Linked DNA regions of Homo sapiens: region 2 is linked to region 1. A link is a loop called in an ENCODE intact Hi-C map of the cell type or tissue named here. Cell type or tissue: heart left ventricle. All regions are shown on one strand. Each heading gives the region's core, and the rest is flanking DNA. Links, peaks and the distances in the headings are about the cores only. Region 1 has its middle 61 kb from the start of RALY. Region 2 overlaps RALY-AS1 (RALY antisense RNA 1).

The links. Peaks named below come from ENCODE experiments on the same cell type or tissue, not always from the same donor. Only the 100,000 strongest peaks of a DNase experiment are listed, where the experiment ranks them.
Region 2: it touches region 1 in a loop (4-fold over the local background); 8 of 110 quality-filtered maps call a loop at or near these places.

The regions. Positions count from the first base shown.
Region 1 is chr20:33,927,396-33,938,183 of GRCh38, forward strand. No RefSeq gene overlaps it. Among named protein-coding and RNA genes, the nearest start is that of RALY, 61 kb to the right of the region's middle. RefSeq lists an enhancer at 5,803-6,303. In heart left ventricle, for the core only: a CTCF peak has its summit at 6,222 (motif pointing right); a DNase peak (open chromatin) is centred at 6,216; H3K27ac peaks cover 332 bases.
Region 2 is chr20:33,982,091-33,992,878 of GRCh38, forward strand. It overlaps RALY-AS1 (RALY antisense RNA 1), which reads right to left. Exons shown (of 2, transcript NR_109886.1): 2 at 10,398-10,788. Among named protein-coding and RNA genes, the nearest start is that of RALY, 6.4 kb to the right of the region's middle. RefSeq lists enhancers at 10,722-10,788, 10,738-10,788. In heart left ventricle, for the core only: no CTCF peak of the experiment used is centred there; no DNase peak of the experiment used is centred there.

The sequences.
Region 1 (10,788 bases), core at 5,038-7,537:
TTGGCCACAAAAGCCGTTTCCATCTTCCATGGAGTGGGATGCTGAGGATCTCACTGAGATACTGGATTCCTACCTATTGTGGGGAAACTTCAGTCTTAAAGACTGAATGGCCCTCAGAGCAGAGGAACCTGCAGGTGAATTGAGCTCTGAAGCACAACAAAGTGGAAGGCTGGGAAATGCGGCTGGTCCAGGGCTTAGCAGTCATCCAGCCTTTCCACTGGACAGATGAGGAAACAGATCATAGAGGGTGAGGGACTTGTCTGAGCAAGTTGAGGCAGAGCGGGGACCCAAACCCCAGTGATGTGAAAGCCAGAGCCAGGCTCTGTCTGTGGGTCTGGCAGCTGCCACATTTATTAGCTCCCTGATATCTCCTTGTTTCCTTGTATATTTTTACAAGGTTGTTAATTACCAGCCATAAAGCTCGGCAAACATTCTGATAGGCTTTAAAGGCTCATGAAAACAGCATTACATTTTAAGGCATGGTTTCCTTATTAATCTAATTAACTGTCAGCCTCACATCCTGCTGGTTTCCAGATGAAGCGAGCTGTGCCTTTCAGCTTCCGATTCAGCCCCAGTGGACAAGGCTTGGGGATGTCATCGCCACAATCTCTGAGCCAGGAAAGCAGCTCACACAGGCCCAAGGTGTGGGTTGCTGAAGCAGTGTCTAGATGCTCAGCATCGTGCAGATTTATATCTCAGGATGATCCATCTCTAGAACAAAGACATGATGGCTTGGAAATAGCCCAGATTACAGCAAGTACATGGATGCCTCAGCTCAGGACCCTCCCAGGCCATGGTGTAGACACTTTTGGGTGACCTTCCCCAGTGAGGCTCCCTTTCCAGAGCTCTGTCCTCATTTATAACCCTGACCCTGGCACCCTGCTCTCCCACAGCAGCTGTTTGGACTGAGATGGACACCTGACCCAAAGAAGGCTCAGTCACCTCTGACCTGTAGCCTGGCTTGAAAGAGGGGCTGGGCCAACCAGAGGCAGGTCTGGAGATAGAGAACTAGAACTGGGAAAGAGTGTCTTCATTTATGAGGGCCGCCGTCACAACATACCACAGACTGGGTGGCTTAAACAATAGAAATGGATTTCTCACGGTTCTGGACACTAGAAGTGTGAGATCACAGTGCCAGCAAGGTTGGCTTCTCTCTCCCTTTCTCTCTCTCTCTCTTTTTTTTTTTTTTAGGTAGGGTCTTGCTCTGTCACCCCTCAACCTTGTCGGGCTCAAGCGATCCTCCCACTTCAGCTTCCTAAGTAGCTGGGGCTGCAGGCATTGCCACCATGCCCAGCTAATGTTTTTCTTTTTTTTATTTTTCTTTTTTTGAGACTGAGTCTCGCTCTGTCGTCCAGGCTAGAGTGCAGTAGAACTATCTCGGCTCAGTACAACCTCCACCTCCTGGGTTCAAGCGATTCTCCTTCTTCAGCCTCCTGAGTAGCTGGGATTACAAGCACCCACCACCATGCCCGGCTAGTTTTTTTTTTTTTTTTTTTTTTTGTATTTTTAGTAGAGACGGGGGTTTCACCATATTCACCAGGCTGGTCTGGAACTCCTGACCTCAAGTGATCCGCCCGCCTTGGCCTCCCAAAATGCTGGAATTACAGGCATGAGCCACTGCGCCCAGCGCCAGCTAATTTTTTTATTTTTGTAGAGACAGAGGTCTCCCTGTTTTGCCCGGGCTGGTCTCAAACTGCTGGGCTCAAGTGATCCTCTCGCCTCGGCCTCCCAAAATGCTGGGATAACAGGCGTGAGCCACTGTGCCCAGGGCTGGCCTCTCTTGGGGCCTCCCTCCTTGGCTTGCAAATGGCCACGTTCTCACTGCGTCCTCATGGGGTCTTTCCTCTGGGTGCACATCCCTGGTGTCTCTCTTGTGTGTCCAAATTTTCTCTTCTCCCAAGGAGAGTAAGCTCTGATTATGGCTGACCCTAATGGCCTCATTTTACTCAATCCCCTCTTTTTAAAAAAATTTTTTTTTAAATTTGAGACGGAGTTTCACTCTCGTTGCCCAGGCTGGAGTGCAGTGGTGCGATCTCAGCTCACTGACTGCAACCTCCGCCTCCCAGGTTCAAGCGATTCTCCTGCCTCTGCTTCCTGAGTGGCTGGGATTACAGGTGCACGCCACCATGCCTGGCTAATACAATCCCCTCTTTAAAGGTTCTATCTTTAGATAGAAGACAATATTTAAAATATTGTCTTCAGATACGGAGGTACTGGGGATTAAGGCTTCAATATATGAATTTTAGGGGACACAATTCAGCCCATAACAAAGGGCTTGAGATGAAAATTCACACAGCATCTGGGCTGGGGCAAGGGAGCCACCATGGCTGGTGCCCTGCCTATGTCTGCAAGACCCTCAGCTCTACCCCCTGAAGGTATAATCGCAAACACCTGCCACCTCCCACCTGAGGGCTTTTATCTGGCTGCTTTCTGCTGAGGGCACGTCCACCTGCATGCAGGGAAAGCCTACTAGAGGGTTAATGGCCAGAAGCAGCCCTCCACCAATGACTGATGGGATACAGACCCAGCTCCCTTGCCTGGGGTGGGGCAACTCTGCTTCCATGATCTACACTGTCTCCAGCATCCCCGGGCAGGAATGGGCTCCCATTGCCCACGGGGTAACTGGCTTGATCATGTGCCTTTCTTTTCTCTGTCTCACTTTGCCACTCCCCTACTGGTACTTCCTGGGATCACCTCCCAAGTAAATGACTTGCCCTTGAACCTCTGTCTCAAGGTCAGCTTCTGGGGGAACCCAAACAGTTAGGTGGCATGTGGACATGATGTGGAGATACGGGCAGAGGAAGCTGGCGTGGGAGGGGAGAGAGGGAAACGTGGATTCCAAGAGAGGGAAAGGGTTTCTGGGTTCCTGAGTCTCTAGTTCTGGTACCTATGAGCACTGCCCTGTGCCTCTCCCCCGTGGCTCTCCAAGTAGTTACATAAGTGGGGTGTTAGGTGTTCTGGAACCTAAGCTAGTTTAGCCTCTTCCCTATCTAGATGCAGCAAATTCTCTTGGACTCTTCCAGATTCTTCCCTCAAATATGGAATTATCAGGCAAGTTGATGCCTCTTGCTCTGGGGGAAAGGTAGCCCCAAGACATTCTGTGGCTATGTAAATATGCCCCCCAAAATAAATCCATGGTTTGTAGAGTGAAAGTTGAGCAAATCTGCATACAGGCCAGGAGCTACCCAGAAGGTCAGGAATCGAGGCCACATGCCCTTTTCTTTTGAGGTAAAACATGATCACAACCTTTCTGGTTAATTGTGATGAGCCTGACTGAGGCCCCTGGAGGAAAAAAAGATGTAAAGACCCACAGGGAAAAGAACCGTACCTGTGGGAGTCTGCACTAATGACTAGTGTTAAATACCAACTTCTTCCGTAGCTGCTTCTGGTTATGACTTCAAGTATGTTTTCTCATTCTCAGCATAATTGAAAGGCGTCAAATGATTAACACCAGAGGTTAAGATCTAGAACAATTTTGTCCAACCTGTGGGCTGCAAGCACCCCAGGGCAGCTTTGAATGTGGCCCAACTTTCTTAAGATGTTATGAGACTTTTTTTGTGATGTATAAATTATATAAGCTCTTCAGCTACCGTTAGTGTATTTTACATGTGGCCCAAGACTATTCTTCTTCCAATGTGGCCCAGGGAAGCCAAAAGATTGGGCACCCCTGATCTAGAAGTTAGGAGTCTTTCAGGAAGCTAAGAATAACTTACAGACACCTGATTCTATAACTCTATGAAACGTCTTAGATTCTTTGGTCTTAAAATAGTATTGGCCCAGGCGCGGTGGCTCATGCCTGTAATCCCAGCACTTTGGGAGGGTGAGGCAGGTAGATCACCTGAGGTGAGGAGTTTGAGAGCAGCCTGACCAACATGGCGAAACCCCGTCTCTAGTAAAAATACAAAAACTAGCCAGGCTTGGGGGCAGGTGCCTGTAATCCCAGTTACTCGGGAGGCTGAGGCACGAGAATCACTTGAACCCGGGAGGCAGAGGTTACAATGAGCTGAGATCGTGCCACTGCACTCCAGCCTGGGTGACAGAGCAAGACTGCCTCAAAAAAAAAAAAAAAAAAAAAAAAAAAAAAGTGGAGTACGATCATAATCTGTGTAGGCAGGAGAGAGGAAGCAATGGAGCCAGCAGGGTCTCGAGTCAGAGAGGAGTGGGAGTGGTTGGGTTGGCTGGCTTCAAGACTAGAGGGGTTCTTAATAATATAGGGTGCTATAGTCACAAGTGGGGGTGCATCCCAGGTGTTAGCAGGGTCCAACCCTTGGGTCTAGGGGTAGCATGATATTTATGACAATAATGATGGTGAACATGATAATGGGCATGACCACTCCTGTTTACAGGTGAGAAAACTTTACCCCTCTCAGCAGGACTGTCAGGTCCAAGGAGTAAAATTGGACCCTAAAAAATAGGATTCAACAGTCCTATTTGGGTCAGGGTGAACTCTTTGGCACCAAGGCTCTGGACACTTTGAGGGTGAAGCCAGGTGGGGTGGGGCTGGTTCTGGGGAAGGGCTGGTTCTGGGGAAGGGCTGGTTCTGGGGAAGGGCTGGTTCTGGGGAAGGGCTGGTTCTGGTGGCCTGAGATGCAGCAGGACTGAACAGGACTGTCCTTCCAGTAACCTCCATCCTTCCTCATCGAGCATGTCCCAACCCCAAACCTGTTTGGCACTTGCCTGATGGATTTAAATTGATGCCCTCAAAACTGCAAAACTAGGGCCAGTTCTCCCCCCTTTCTGTCCACGCACCTTCAAGAATTTAATGAGCTTGTCTAGGTTAAAATGTGTTATTCAAGCCCAATGTTTGTGGTATCACTGAGGAAGCAAATCCCAAACTAATAGAAGTTGCATGTAATGTAAAATAGCAATTAATCTCCATCATGAAGGGTAAGAAAAATTAACAAACCGCTGTTCAAATATTTATTAGGAGGAGAGACTGGACAGATATTCTTAGTCTATTACTGGGGGCAATTGAAATACAAGGAAACTGGGCTGGGCGCGGTGGCTCACGCCTATAGTCCTAGCACTTTGGGAGGCCGAGGCGGGTGGATTACCTGAGGTTGGGAGTTTAACACCAGCCTGACCAACATGGAGAAACCCCATCTCTACTAAAAATTCAAAATCAGCTGGGTGTGGTGGTGCATGCCTATAATCCCAGCTACTTTGGGAGGCTGAGGCAGGAGAATCGCTTGAACTCGGGAGGCAGAGGTTATGGTGAGCCGAGATCCTGCCATTGCACCCAAGCCTGGACAACAAGAGCAAAACTCTGTCTCAAAAAAAAAAAAAAAAACCAAGGAAACTGTCTGGTCCGTAACTGGGCATGGGGATGGGGTGGGCTTAGAAATGATTCCAGTAGGTGAGGGGTTCAGTGCCAGCCCAGGTGGGTGGGGAGGGGTGAGACCTGTGGTCTCTTTGACATATTAGAGTGGTGGGCAACTTCTGGATGCTTCTTCTCACCTCTTCTTGCTGAAATCAGGTTATGGTTGTTCAGCCTGACATGATGGCCATCTTCGACACAGGCAGGAGGATTCTGGCCCCTGCTCCAGCCAGAGGTTTAGCCCTGAACCCCAGCCTTGACCCCTCCTACCGTTGTCCTGCCTCTATGTTCCCTTCATCTACCTCCTCTTTTTGATGGCCTTGGCAATTCTTTTTTGTTTTTTTTTGAGATTGGAGTCTCATTCTGTAGCCCAGGCTGGAGTGCAGTGGTGCAACCTTGGCTCACTGCAACCTCGGCTCACTGCAACCTCCACCTCCCGGGTTCAAGTGATTCTCCTGCATCAGCTAGAGAATCGAGTAGCTGGGATTACAGGCACCCACCACCACGCCCAGCTAATTTTTTTTTTTTTTTTTTTTTTGTATTTATAGTAGAGATGGGGTTTCACCGTGTTGGCCAGGCTTGTCTCAAACTCCTGACTTCAAGTGATCCGCCCACCTCGGCCTCCCAAAGTGCTAGGATTACAGTTGTTAGCCACTGCAATTGGCCTAGGCAATTCTTAACAACTCTGGATTTTTCCCTACAAATGCTGAGCCACTCCCACAGGATTACCAACCACCTGTCCTCCTCCTACCAATACCCCACCTAAGACCTAGATAAAGGTGATGATAAAGGCTGGCACCTGGAAAACAAGGGTTCAGGCTTCCTTTCCCAGCTGAGGGAGATGCCTCCAAAGATGGCCGCCAACAACGCCTCCTGTCCCTGGACACGCAGGCTCCTGTCAAGAGGTGGCACTATTTCTCCTCCCTAGAATTTGGGCTGGCCTTGTGACCTGCTTTCACTTGTGCCGGTTCCATGCCTGGCTTGTAAGAGGCCTAGCAGCTTCTGTTCTCTTGGAGCCCTGAGCCACTGAGAAAGAAATCCAACTAACCTTCTGGAGACAGGCCCAGCCAGGGCCCAGCCGGTCCAACTACTCCTTGACAACCAAGGCTGCCACAAAGACAGGATAGAGGAAGGAACACAGAGGCAGGGCAATGGGAGGAGCCATTTAAGGCTGAGGTTCAGGGATGAGCCCCTGGATAGGGAAGGGGCCAGAACCTTTCTATGTGTGTCTTGAATGTTCCAGCTCCAGCTGAATGTGGGAGTGATCCCCAAAAATACCTTGTGGAGCAGAACTTCCCGTCTGCGTCTGGACATCCCTTAGAACCATAAGAAATAACTGTAATGAAGGCCAGGCCCGGTGGCTCACACCTGTAATCCCAGCACTTTGGGAGGCTCAGGTGGATAACCTGAGGTCGAGAGGTTGAGACCAGCCAGACCAACACCGAGAAACCCAGTCTCTACTAAAAATACAAAATTAGCCAGGTGTGGTGGCGCATGCCTCCCAGCTACTTGGGAGCCTGAAGCAGGAGAATTGCTTGAACCTGGGAGGCGGAGGTTGCGGTGAGCTGAGATTGAGCCATTGCCCTCCAGCCTGGGCAACAAGAGTGAAACTCTGTCCCAAAAAGAAAGGAAGGAAGGAAGGAAGGGAGGGAGGGAGGGTGGACTGTAATGGTTAATACTGAGTGTCAACTTGATTGGATTGAAGGATACAAAGTATTGATCCTGGGTGTGCCTGTGAGGGTGTTACCAAAGGAGATTAACATTTGAGTCAGTGGGCTGGAAAAGGCAGACCCACCCTCAATCTGGGTGGATAGCATCTAATCAGCTGCCAGCATGGCTAGAATATAAAGCAGGCAGAAAAAAGTGAAAAGGTGAGATGGGCCTAGCGTCCCAGCCTACATCTTTCTCCTCTGCTGGATGCTTCCTGCCCTTGAGCATCCAAGTTCTTCAGTTTTGGGACTCAGACTGGCTCTCTGCTCCTCAGCTTACAGACGGCCTATCGTGGGACCTTGTGATTATGTGAGTTAATACTTAATAAACTCTCCTTTATATATATATATATATACATATATATATCCTATTTGTTCTGACCCTCTAGAGAACCGTGACTAATACAATAAACATCATCATTTTAAGCCACTGAGATTTGGAGTGGAGTAGCGTATTAAATAGCAATAGGTAACTGAGACTCCAGCCCAGCTAGGACCAGTCTGGCACCCCCCTGCCATTTTGGATGCTGCAAACTATACTTGGCCAACTTCAGGATCCCCAGTTGACACCTACATGGGGTCTCCTGCTGCTGACCACCTGTCAGGGCTGCTCTGCCCACCAAGCTTCAAGCGGAAGCTCATGCCATTGTTCAACAAACATGGAGTCGCACCTGCTATTTAAGCCAATCCCTGTATTGGCCGCTGAGGATTCAGAGACACACTCCTGGCCTCTGAGGAGTTCACAGGCCCAAGGGGAGTCCGGCAGGAAGATAACATGCTAAAAGTCAGGGTGCAGAGTGTGAAATAGTAGCAGGACACAGTCCCAGGCAAGTTCAGGAGGTGGGAGTGGCAGCTATGCCCCAGTAGGCTTCATGGGGTTGGGTATTTGAGTGGTCAGCAGGGAGTTCTCCAGGCAGGTTGATTTTGTGCTGTCCCCTGTGGCCCTTCTCAATGCCGTTGCCTGCCCTCTGACCCCCTGCTCCCCAGCCCTGGGCCTCTGTGCTTCACCCAGGCAGGTTTTGCCCTCACTGGAGCCAGGCTCTACAGCCAATGGAGGATTTTAAGCAGAATGACATGGTGGTTGATGTTAGGTGAGGATTGGGAGGAACCAGAGACCTGGCCAGAGATGGGGAGCTCAGTGACAAGGCAGTTGCAGTGGTTAAGGTAAGAGAATCGTGGTGGAAAAGGAGCAAAGATCTGTGCCAAGGGGAGAGCCTAGGATTCAGAGGAGCCAGGCAACCAGGTCAAAGTGCATGGACCCCCAATCCAGTGCTGATTCCACTGTAGAGCGAATAAAAAGTAATTTTAAAGGTTAAAAATACAGATGAGTACGTGGAGGTAAATACAAGGATGTCCTCGGGAGCTGTGATTGTGATGGTAAGAAGTTGGAAAGAATCTGTCTATCAAGAGGAAAATAATTACATAAATTATGGTAATTCTTACGATAGAACATTATCAAGGAGCTAAAAGGAATGAACTCAGGCATATGTAACAACATGAGTAAGTCTTGCAAATACACTGTTGCATAAAGAAAAGCTGCATAATGATATATATGGTAAAAAATCCACTTATTTACTAAAATATACAAAATAATATTATATATTTTCTATGGGTTCCTATAAAATGCGTGAATATATTTTTGAAAGATCTGGAAGGCACTTGCCAAGTTCAATATTTGGAAAGGGGCCATGGACCAGGATTGCAGAAGGTGGGCAAAGAAAACTTGTGCTCCGTTCATAATTTTTTTTTAAAGAATGGTTCCATTTTACTGACATAATTAAATATTAATTAAAAATAGAAAACAATGAATTAAGGATTTGATTCATAGGTATTGTTAATCCCCCAAAATAATCAGCTCAGACCTTCACCCTCTGATCCCTCAAGGGAGCTGAAGTCCTACTACCAGACACTCATTCTGTGCCAGCGTCTGGGTGGCGGGAGTGTCACTGAGGAAAGGAGGGGATGAGAGTGTACCGAACCCCTGTTGTTTGGCATGTTGTTTGTTGGCACATGACAAATCTTGTGTCATTGAATTGTCACAGCTACCCTAAGCCGTGGGGGTGGGGGGGGCGCGGGTATGACGATTCTTATTGTACAGATGAGCTGCGTGCATTTGGGAAATTCAGTCAAATAAATAGTTCAAGATCACACAGCATGCAAGTGGAAAGATTTGAACCCAGGTCTGTATTGTCCCAAAAGCCATACCCTCTCCTCTGTACCAAGGAGGAACAAGAGGACAGACAGGCATGGAATCACCTGGGAGCTTTCAAAGCACACAGGTGCCAGATCCTGCCCTCAGAGATGCCGATGTGATTGACCTGGGGTGGGGCCTGGGCTTTTTTTTTTCTTTTTTTAAAGCTGTGACTATGCCCTGCCAGGCTTGAGGACAACTGCCTTAACTGGAGTCCAGCTCATTCCTCTCAGATCAGCCACCACGGGGTGACTCTTTCAACCGTGCCTCCCATTACTCAAGGGCTGTCCTTTTGGACAATGACTTTGTGAGAAGTGTTTATTACACTTGGGTGCATTTTAAAAAGGTGGCTCACAAACCCTGTCTCAGATTTGAGTTCCCATTTTCTCACTGTTTTTTTATTAGAGAATTCGAGACGGGTTCTTCAAGAAAAAAAATTACCCTAAGAAATAACCACCTTATAGAACGAGCAGGATCATGAATAAAAAAAAAGAAATTAAAAAAATAACCAGTAATAATTTTATGTATTTTATTTTACTTTATTTATTTATTTGAGACATAGTCTTGCTCTGTTGCCCAGGCTGGAGTGCAGTGGCACACTGCAACCCCCGCTGTAGAACTCGGCTCACTGCAAACCCCGCCTCCCAGGTTCAATCAATTCTCCTGACTCAGCTTCCCAAGTAGCTGGGATTACAGGTGCACACCACCATGCCTGGCTAATTTTCGTATTTTAGTAGAGACGGGGTTTCACCATGTTGGCCAGGCTGGTCTTGAACTCCTGACCTCAAGTGATCTGCTTGCCTCAGCCTCCCAAACTTCTGGGATTACAGGCGTGAGCTACCATGCCCAGCCTAATTTTATTTATTTTAAAGTCAGCGTTTCCTAGACCTCAGGCATTTGGGAGACAGCTTCACATTTGCCATGTTTGTATCACCACTGTTAATTTACTTAACATTTCACTTTAAATCAATACATAGTTCATAAACTTAAAAACTTTTATTTTAAAAGATAACTGTGTATCATCACTAAAAATGAAAAGCAAAAATACTTGTAATAAACACATAACCATAAAAATAAAACATGGTTACTTTGTGTCCTACCTAAAATTTAGGAGCTCATATACCACCAGTGATGTGTGTCCTGTATTTTGGGAAATAGTTATAAATACTAAATTGAAAAGACTGAAACTTTTAGATAAAATCTTAATGACTCCTAGGGCATTTCTCACATGGATTATTGCCAGATCCTCCTAACTGACCTTCCTGTTTCTAAGCTCATCACCCCCATTCCCCACCTATTTTCCTCCCAGCAGACAGTGGTATCTTTTTTTTTTTTTTTTTTTTTTGAGATGGAGTTTTGTTCTTGTTGCCCAGGCTGGAGTGCAATGGTGCAATCTTGGCTCACTGCAACCTCCCCACCTCCTGGGTTCAAGCAATTCTCCTGCCTCAGCCTCCCAAGTCATTGGGATTACAGGCATGTGCCACCACGCCTAGCTAATTTTTTGTGTTTAGTAGAGATGGGGGTTTCACCATGTTAGTCAGGCTGGCCTTGAACTCCTGACCTCAGGTGAT
Region 2 (10,788 bases), core at 4,045-6,544, 54 kb after region 1:
AACTGTAACTACTTTGAGCAAGAAAGGGTAATTCATTGTTTCACATACACAAACCATGGACAGCACCCGGTGGAGCCAATACCCCAGATGACTGGATTCAGACACCCAAAGGCCACCAGGCTGTTCTCTCTTTTCTCTGCTGCTCTTTGCCTGTTGGAGCCATTCTTACCAGTCACAGGCAGACTTCTCCACGGGGAGGGGAAGATGGACTCTGGCCACTCCAGAATCACAGCCTTCCAGCTTTAGCAACTCTTGGAGTTCAGAGAACATCTCTCCATTAGTTTTGGTGTAAAAAGTTCCAGGAGATATCTCTAATTGGCCTAGCTTGAATGACACGCTCATGGCACGGACCAATCACTATGGTTCCATTTCCACAACAAAGGTGGGACGCACCGACATGGCCACCAGGGACATCATTGGGAACTATGAAACCACTTTAATTTGTATGAGCTATGGAGATTCTTATGAGAACTATCAAGTTGGTAGCAAGCCCTCTCTCTTCATCTGTGCCTTAGGAGGCCCATCAATGGGAGGAAGGGGATCTGGAAGTTCCTCCCATACAGCAGGGTTTGGTCCCTGTGGGTCAGTAAGTGGGGCTTATAAAATTAAAAGCCAGGTGTGGTGGCTCACGCCTGTAATTTCAGCACTTTGGGAGGCCGAGGCGGGTGGATCACCTGAGGTCAGGAGTTCTAGACCAGCCTGGCCAACACGGCGGAAACCTGTCTCTACTAAAAATACAAAAATTAGCTGGGCGTGGTGGTGGGCACCTGTAATCCCAGCTACTCAGGAGGCTGAGGCACAAGAATCGCTTGAACCCAGGAGGCGGAGGCTGCAGTGAGCCGAGATCGCACCACTGCACTCTAGCCTGGGCAACAGTGAGAGTCTGTCTCAGAAAAAAAAAAAAAAAAGTTAAATGGGTGATGTTTTAGGGTTCTCTCAGTTGCACACCTTGGGACAAGAATGCAAGGCCAGGTAGTTTATTTGGGGGATGATCCCAGGGAACACCGTTAACAGATTAGGGAGTGACACAGGGAGGAAAAGGCTGCCAAGAAATCAGGTGTGATGAAGAAATTCCCCTCTGTGGACAACTGGAGCTCAATCCCACTGGGGACCTCCCGGACACAAGAACACTCAGGTTTATCCAGTACAAGGGGAGAGGATACTAACATCATCATCAATTCCCTGTCATTGGCTGAACAACATTTCTGTGAGTACAACATCTCCAGTACTTCTGTCTTGTCCAGTGAGTGGGCCAAGTGTGCCCTGGCATCAGGAGAAAGCTCTCAGCAGGGTCATAGCTGCAGTCATCACCTTAGGGACTCTGAGTGTTGAGGAGGCACAGGCAGGACCCCAGCAGATGACCCCGGATGGATTTTCAGTCCACGAAACCATGATATGCTGGGGTTTCTCCATCCCGCTGCTGAGTCAATGGGAAGGGCCTCTCAGGTCATATTCCCATAGGATGGCTCAAGGATCCATGTGTGGTCTGGCTGACACCCAGGCCTTCTTGAGGGAGGAAGAGGTGGGAGGAAACGAAGATGAACCTTTTACTCAAATAGTATGAAATACTCCTTCATGAGCCTTTTAAACTGGAAGAGACTCGGCTACAGTTAGTAATCAGATTTATGTTTTTCTCTCTAAGAAAATGAAGGAAGCACAAGAAAAAATTGACCACTTATAGAAAATAAAGGCTACTCAGGAGACTGAGGTGGGAGGATCACTTAGGCCCAGAGGGTTGAGGCTGCAGTGAGCTATGATTGTGCCACTGCACTCCAGCCTGGAAGACAGAGAAAGACTCTGTCCAAAAAAAAAAAAAAAAAAAAGAAAGAAAGAAAGAAAGAAAAAAGGAGAAAGAAAATAAGAACTATGCATTTTTTGCACCTTCCATAATCTCCATGATTATATTTGGGGGGCCCTTTATCTGCTTTGATCATTGCCATATTCATTGCATGTAGCACAGTACTAGGCACATAAAAGATGCAGACTAATGATTTATTGAATGAATGTATGCTTCCATATTTCCCTACGAGTGGCCATTTCCCTCCCGAGATCCAAGCCGTTGAATTTCAATTAGTGTATTGCAGCTTCTCCCAGAGCTGGGGGAGTGTTGGTATTTTTTCTCAGACAATTAAGTGCTTTAGTGGAGAGTCGGGGGTGAAGGGTTGTGCTCTGTGCCCCACACGAGCTGCGCTGGCCTCACAGAAAATGGTGAGACTGTCAGAGCACTGGCTGGTGACGGAAGGGCTGTATGTGCCCCTTCAATTTAATGGCCTTTTAATTAGTATCAATAATAGCTGGGCCGTCCCTCGCTGCACTGCATGTCTGTCTCCAAGGCTCATTATGACCAGGGATGAACAGCACTCCTCCAATCCCTTATGTCCTCATAGTCATGAGACCCTTTGCTATTACATAATGTTGCAATCCACCATCACACCTGGCCCACAGTAGTTGCTTAATGGGTGTTACTTCTTTTCCACTTTTGGCCCTCCTTTGAAGCCCCAGCAACTTTAGGCATTCGAAACTGGGCCTCTGCACCCCATTCCTTGTAGCCAGAGGGGTGGTAGGGCTGGAGATGAGAGTCCTCAGAGAGAAAGATGGTAGCCACACCCAAGGCCTCTCTGGTGTTCAGGCTCTGTGAGTTGGGATGGGGAGATAGATGGAACCGCTCTGTGTGCGTAGGGCAGGGCTGGGACCGGTAGGCATCCTTCTTTGATGTCGGCATAAACTCTAGCAGGAAATTTTGAAATAATCTGATCCAGGGTTTCAAACCAGCAGCCTGTAGGTTTGAATGGCTGTTTATTTTTTAAAAATTCAAATAAATTCATAACATTTCTTTTTCTTTTCCCTGCTTTTCCTGAGCTGTATATAACATTTTAATGTTGGGAAATTTAACATCATAACCTACATTTCCTGTCTCTCCAAGGAAAAGAAACAAATCAGGTGATCTAGCTACAATGGGCCCCGATTCCATATGGTAACAGTTGGTTGAAGCTGGGTAGTGACCGCCCCCGCTTAGAAGGGCATGGGCTCAGCCACCGTAGTCCTCACCTGACCTGCTTCCCTTGTCTGTGTTATCTACCTGGCCTCTGCGAGCATTTCAGTTTGCTTCCCCCCTCACTGAACAGCTGGAAAGATGGGCTCAGGGAGGGAAGTGGTTTGAGTTGTCTAAGCACATACAGACAAATAATGGCCAACTTAAAGCCAGGCTATTGTCAATCCCAGTCCAGTGCTCCTATACCTCACCACTCTCTGCTGCTCTTTATAAGTTTCTTCAACTAGACAGGAGCTACTGCAGTGGGAGGTGCGGTGAAAGGAGCTCACTCAGAAGTGTATGAATGTGACAGCTCTGTCTCTGCTTGACTGGGCTGTTGCTTCCCATCTTTGGGCCTCAGCTTCCCCATCTGTAAAATGGGGCTAATAACAATCCTAATCTCTTAGATGTGGGAGAGCTCTCAGAACTCTGTGGAGCTAGGAAATGTTATTGAACATGATTGTTGTTTCGATTGCTATGTAACCCCAAAACTTTGTGATTTAAAACAATAACCATTTTATTTGTTTATGATTGTTCAATCCAGGGTGGGCTCAGTTAGGTGGTTTTTCTAGTGATCTTGCTGGTGATCACTCTTACGGTTGCATTCAGCTGGCAGGTTGGCTGATGGCGGGGCTCAGCAGAGAAGCTGGGATGGCTGGCCTGACTCTCTTCACATAATTTTAGTCTCTTCCCACCATGTGTTCTCTCCAGCAGGGTAGCCAGACTTCTTACATAGTTGTTCAGGGCTCCCACAAATGAGCATTCCAAGAGGACAAACCCCAGTATGCAGGCATTTACCAAGCCTCTGCTTGCATCACAACTGCGATATACCATTGGCCAACATTTGTCACATTGAGGGAGAAGGCAGGACTCAACTCCAGAGATGGGGCTGAAACTCTGGACCAGATTGAAGACTAGGTGAACAGGGAAGCAGTGAAAGCACCTCTCCATGAGACATACCCAGCAACACCACGTCAGTTTACCACAGTGATGGCAACACCTAAAAGTTACCACCCCTTTCCATGGCAATGGCCTGGAAGTATCATCCTTTGTCCAGAAAATTCTGAATAACCTGCCCCTTAATTTGCATGTAATTAAAAGTGGGTATAAATATGACGACAGAATTACCCCTGAGCTGCTACTCTGGGCATGCTGCCTAGGGGGTAGTCCTGTTCCACAAGGAGCAGTACCTCTGCTGCTGTTGGACACTGCTGCTCCAATAAAAGTTGCCATCTAGGCTGGGCACAGTGGCTCACACCTGTAATCCCAGCACTTTGGGAGTCTGAGGTGGGTGAATCATGAAGTCAGGAGATCGAGACCATCCTGACCAACGTGGGGAAACCCCATCTCTACTAAAATTCAAAAATTAGCTGGGCATGGTGGTGTCTGCCTGTAATCCCAGCTACTCGGGAGGCTGAGGCAGAATCATTTGAACCAGGGAGTCGGAGGTTGCAGTGAGCAGAGATCGTGCCACTGCACTCCAGCCTGATGACAGAGTAAGACTCCGTCTCAAAAAAAAAAAAAAAATGTTGGCATCTACCACCACCTGTTTGCCCTTGAATTCTTTCCTGGATGAAGTGAAGAACCTTCTCGGGCTAAGCCCCAATTCTGGGGCTTACCTGCCCTGCATCAATATGGCAAAGTCCAGAATCAATGTGGGAGGGGACTACATAAGAGTATGAATGCCAGAAGCATGGTTCACTGGAAGCCATCAAATTAACAGTCTACTGCAATTATTTTCATGGGGTCTAACTAACGGCTAGAGTAGGGAGAGTGGGCCTTCACCTGCAAGGTGAAACTGGATAGTCCCCAGGTCTCCCTACTCAGAATGTTCTCTCCTGATGAACCAGCCCAGATTTGATGTTTACCTTTACTTTGCAGCTTTGGCCCAGCATGACCAGGCTTTCAGAGTTCACATTAGATCACAGCCCACAGTGCCAATCCAAATGACTGGTATGACTGACCATGGAGAAGGACTCCATGGTGGACAGGGGGACAGAATGTCCTGATTGGCCAGGCCTGGGTCAGGTGCCATCACCAGGGCCAGGGGGAATGAAGTCAGCCCCTTCTGAACTAATAGTAATAATATTAATACTAGATGACATTTGGGGGGTGTTTACTATGTGCCAGTCACTCTTTTAAACATTTTATCTGAATTAACTCATATAACCCAAAAACTCCATGAGGTAGATACTATTCTCCACATTTCTTATATGAGGCACAGAGAGGTTAGGAATTTTTCCAGGTTCACATAGCTGGTCAATGGCAGAGCCAATATTCAAACCTAGGCAGTCAGACTTTAGTTTCCATACTCTTTATGGCCTGGACCAAGAATAGGAGTAGAGGCTCACAGAAAAATCAGATGCTGGCCAGGCACAATGGCTCATGCCTGTAATCCAAGCACTTACAGGGAGTCTGGGACGGGCAGATTGCTCGAGCTTAGGAGTTAGGGACCAGCCTGAGGAACATGGCAAAACCCTGTCTCTACAAAAAAATACAAAAATTAGCTGGGCATGGTGGCACGACCTGTGGTCCCAGCTACTCTGGAGGCTGAGGTGGGAGGATCACCTGAGCCTGGGAAGTTGAGGCTGCAGTGAGCCATGATTGCAGCACTGCACTCCATACTGGGTGACAGAGGAAGACCTTGTCTCAAAAAAAAAATTTTTTTAAGTCAGATGCTGTTAAGAATATTGGGAGATGATACAGCATAGACAAAAATGGTATCTATACCTTGCAACTGCCCACTAATAACCATAAAGACATGATGTGCCATGTAAAGCATGATCTAAGGAAAACCTTCATGTTCTTTATGCAGAAACTTGGGCTAGATGTGGTGGCTCATGCCTGTAATCCCAGCACTTTGGGAGGCTGAGGTGGGAAGACCTCTTGAGCCCAGGAGTTCAAGACCAGCCTTTGCAACATAAGGAGACCCTGTCTTTACAAAAACTTTTTTTAAAAATTAGCTGGGCATGGTGGTACATGCCTATAGTCCCAGCCACTCGGAAGGCTGAGGCAGAAGGACTGCTTAGCTCAGGAGTTCAATGCTGCAGTGAGCTATGACCGCACCACAGCACTCCAGCTTGGGTGACAGAGAGAGACTCTGTCTCAGAAAACAAACAAAAACAAACAAAAAAATTGGGTAATTGGGTATCTTCCTCTCTACTCCAGATGGGATTCTTTTAGCCTTAGGTTCCCCTTATTGGATCCAAAGTTGAGAAGCTCTTGGGTCACTTAGTCAAGAATTCCTGAGGTATAGCAAATAAGAACATCTGGGACCACATGTTACCAACATCTGGTCACAAACTCTTAAAATAATATGGAGAAGTAGATTTGGAGAAACAGATGAAGAACACGAGGGGGAATGTGCTGGGTGACACCCACAGAAATGCACCTGGGGAATCATGATTGAAGCAAGGATGATTGAAAAGTCTCTGCAAGTATGTGTGACACTTCTGAGTATTGGGGGTGGGGTGGGGGTGGAAGGCCTCATGTATCTGTTGTTTCCTGGGCACTCAATCCTTTTTGAACAAGATGCTCTAGAGATGGTTATTCTCATTAGAACAAATGTTACTGACCCAATGTCTTCCTCGTTTATATTTCTTCTAATGTGCTTCTGCTTGAGCAAGTGAGCCCTTAATGTCCATTTCAATTAACATCACTGCATCTGATCTCAGTGGTGTCACTCATGGATGCAATGAGGGGCGGAGAAAGGTCACTGGGAAGTGGGGAGAGGTGTCCCCTCTTGTTTGAAGGCTTGAAGTCACTGGTGAGGGAGGTATTGGGAGGGAAGGTGTGGAATGATTTGCTCCCTACTTAATAAAGACCATACTTTAAAGATGTCAGCCTGTCTTTTGTTTGATAAAACACTAATGTGAAGACCTAGTTGCAAGGCAGAAAGCAGGGACAAGGGCTCTGAGGGCTAAGCCAGTGAGGAACGGGAGACACACAAACTTGCATTGACTTATGAGAGCTTCCTCCATAACCTTGAGCTCCCTAGCCGTCAGTCACAGTGGGTGGGAACTGTATGCTCCAAATCTGCTATCCAGTATCCTGGGGATTCCCAGGGATGGCTCAAAGCTGGTGGTCTGACACCAACACTTCTGTGTGTGGCCTGATCTCAGCATGGAAATGGGATGGACCAGAGTTTGGGGTGGGTGTAGCAGAGCAAGCCTCAGGGAGAGGTAGACAGTCACAACCTGCCAACCCTTCCTTGCTCTTGTTTTCCATCCTTCCTTCCCTTCCTTCCTTCCTAACAAGGGAATTTGTTCCCTTTGTGCCCTTCCAGAGGGAATTTGTTCAGGAAAGAGAAAATATGGATTTATGTTCTCCAAGACACAATCCTCAGGGATGATTCTCTCTCCTTTGAGAAGTCAGAGCATTTGTTTTTTCATCATCTTTGCCATCAATAACAATCATTAGAAGAGCTTACTATTTCTTGAGCACCTTCTGTGTATCAGGGGACATTACATATATTATTTCTAGCCTTCACAGCAACCCTCAAGGTAAATGTAATTTATGCCCACTTTACAGAGGAGGAAATTGGGGCTTAGAGTGCTTGAGGAGCTTGTCCAGTAAGTGGATTGAACTGGGCCCGGTTCATTCGATTTCTGGCTCCAATGTCATCAATTACTTGCAATATATACTTGCAAGGGCCTGGCTCCTGGCTAAGACCTGCTAATGGATGCATCTGAAATAAGAAATGTCTTCTATTCAAGTTCCAGACGTCCACATCAACAAGCATCAAACACAGAGTTTAACCTGCATCGTACTGGCAGTCAAGATGCAAGGGCTGTAGTCCTGGTTCTGCAACTCTTTTGATGGGCAGCTTTCAGTGTATATGTGTGAACTCCCCTCTCCAGTAGAACTCCCCTCTCCAGTTGTCATTTCTCCATCTGTAAAATGGGCAAGTTTGACTAAATATCTCCAAGAGTCAGCTCAGTTCAATCCAATCTGACAGCACCCATGGGGCTTTCCTGTGTGACTGTGCCAGAAGGAAATAAAGATGGACAAGGCAGACCTCCATTCTCTAGGTGAGCTAAATGTGTGCTCTAATAGTTATACATAAAGAGCAACAAAGCTTGGAGAGCACGGCATCTCATTTAGACTTGGCCAGTGGCAATGTGTGTGGCACAGGAGATGAGGCAGGCTTCAGGGTGGAGGCGCCATTGGCAGTTGGGCTTGAAAAGGAAATAGAACATGTGGAGGTGGAGACAGGAGGAAGCTTTTCCCAGCCAACACCACATGGAGCAGAAGAACCACCTGGTCATTCTATAAAATTGTGAGAAGTAACAAATCATTGTTGTTTTAAGTCACTACATTTTCGGGATGATTTCTTACGTAGTAATAGATGACAGACCCCAAAGGTGGGTGTGTGATTATAGGCTTTATCCTATAAAGGTCAGAGATTGCTCATTTTTAGACCACAGCCTACAGTAATTGGCCTGCAGACATAATTCATTTGGCTTGCACAGGGTTTTTAAAAATAGTTGAGCCAACATTTAGAAATTGGGAGATTTTATATGAAAATCCAGATTTGGGGGCTCTCTTGAAGAATCCTACATCTCAGCACCTGCATTCTAGGAACAGTATGCAACACACATCCTCCAGTTCATGACAGTGCTCTCCACTCCCTATTGTCTCATGCCTAACCTTCTTTCTAGCCCCTGTAGACACCTGAGGGTTTGCTGTTGTTGTTATTTGTTTTGAGAAGGGTCTCACTCTGTTGCCTAGGCTGGATGCAGTGGTGTGAGCATGTCTCACTGTAGCCTTGGCCTCCTGGGCTCAAGTGATCCTCTGGCCTCAGCCTCCCAAGTAGCTGGAAGTACAGGCACATGCTACCATGCCAGCTAATTAAAATTTTTTTTTTTGTAGAGACAGGGTCTCACTATGTTGCCCAAGCTGGTCTCAAACTCCTGGGTTCAAGCAATCCTCCTGCCTCAGCCTCCCAGAATTCTGGGATTAAAGGAATGAGCCACTGTGCCCGGCATGACATTTGAGTTTTTGATCCATGCTGATGACATGGCAATGGGAGGCTATTGAAGGTTGTTTTTTGTTTTTCTGTTTTTGAGGCGGAGTCTCTCTCTGTGTCTCAGGCTGGAGTGCAGTGGCATGATCTCGGCTCACTGCAACCTCCACCTCCCAGGTTCAAGCGATTACCCCACCTCAGCCTCCTGAGTAGCTGGGATTACAGGTGCCTGCCACCACGCCCGGTTAATTTTTATATTTTTAGTAGAGATGGGGTTTCACCATGTTGCCCAGGCCGGTCTTGAACTCCTGACCTCAAGTAATCCCCCCCACCTCGGTCTCCCAAAGTACTGGGATTACAGGCGTGAGTTACCGCGCCCAGCCCATTGAAGGGTTTTGAGCAGAGAAGGAATGATGAGAGTTGGGCAGTAAGTAATGTATTGGTTGGGGGTAACTCTGGGGCAGGTGTAGTGAAAATCTATTATTCAATCTGCCCCAGAGCATGAACTCCATCTTTTGGGAAATGCATCTTTCTCTGACCATATGGTTCCGATGGGGCTGCCATCTCCCTGTACGTCCCACTTCCTTATTCACAGTATTGGTTAGAGAATGGCACCTGGCTTAAGTTGGGCCAGTCACAGCACCTGGTTTTCCACCCATAGATGATTGGTCTAGGGACGGGGACTTACCTATGTTGGACCAATCAAAGTTTTTCCCTAAAATTTTGTCCTTCAGACCAGAAGCAGAAATCCTCAGTCTCTCTCCGGTGGAACGGGTGAGAGTTGTGAGTGGTGAGCGCTGCTGCAGCCAGGTGCCTAGCCTTGAGGAGAAAAGCTCGCATACAGAGAGAAGAGATAAAGGACTGGGAGGAGAGTCCTGGCAACATTCAAGCCTCTGCGCTCACCACTTCAGTGCATTTTCTGAGCCTGGTTCTCCAGCCTTCCCATCAGTTCTGGGAGCTCCCCATTCCTTCCTGATAAATTCCTTTGCTGCATCTGTTAGTCTGAGTTTATTTATGTTTCGTAATTTGCAACCGAGAACACTGGTGATAACCGGGGGCTTTGAGGCAATTCCAGGAGGGCTACTTCTCACCCCCGTCAGGGAGGAGCCAAGACAGGGTTTATCCTCAAATGCAGATCCCCTGAGGTCAGGAGTTAGAGCCCAGCTTGGCCAACATGATGAAACCCCGTATCCACTGAAAATACAAAAATTAGCCGGGCATGGTGGTACACGCCTGTAATCCCAGCTACTTGGGAGGCTGAGGTACAAGAATCGCTTTGAACCCAGGAGGCAGAGGTTGCAGAGAGCCGAGATCGTGCCACTGCACTCCAGCCTAGGCGACAGAGCTAGACTCCGCCTCAAAAAACACACAAACAATGAACAGACAAATAAATGACAGAACAAGAAGACAAACTAGAGAACATCTTGAGACAAGGTGTTCAGGGAAGAGTTCTTTTGAGAAGGTGATATTAAAGCGAGTTTGGGGAAGAACGTCCCAGGCCTTGCGCTCAGGGTCGTCAACTCTTTGATTTCTCTTCCTTTTGAAGCAGGGCAGGGAGGTCATCAAACAACAGAAGGACAATTATAACTGCTGGTATGGCAAAGCCAGGACTCTGAATTCAAACTCTGCTCCATTCTCAGGAATCCCGTCTGTTAAGCAGGTTCTGGGGAAGCGATGTGAGTCATGAAATCACAGGTCGGAGGAGGCATCGAGAATATGGTCAGTTCTCAACTTTCAGGGAAATCCATAGCTGAGGAATGAAGGACAACGGGCTTCTCGTGCTCTCACTAGG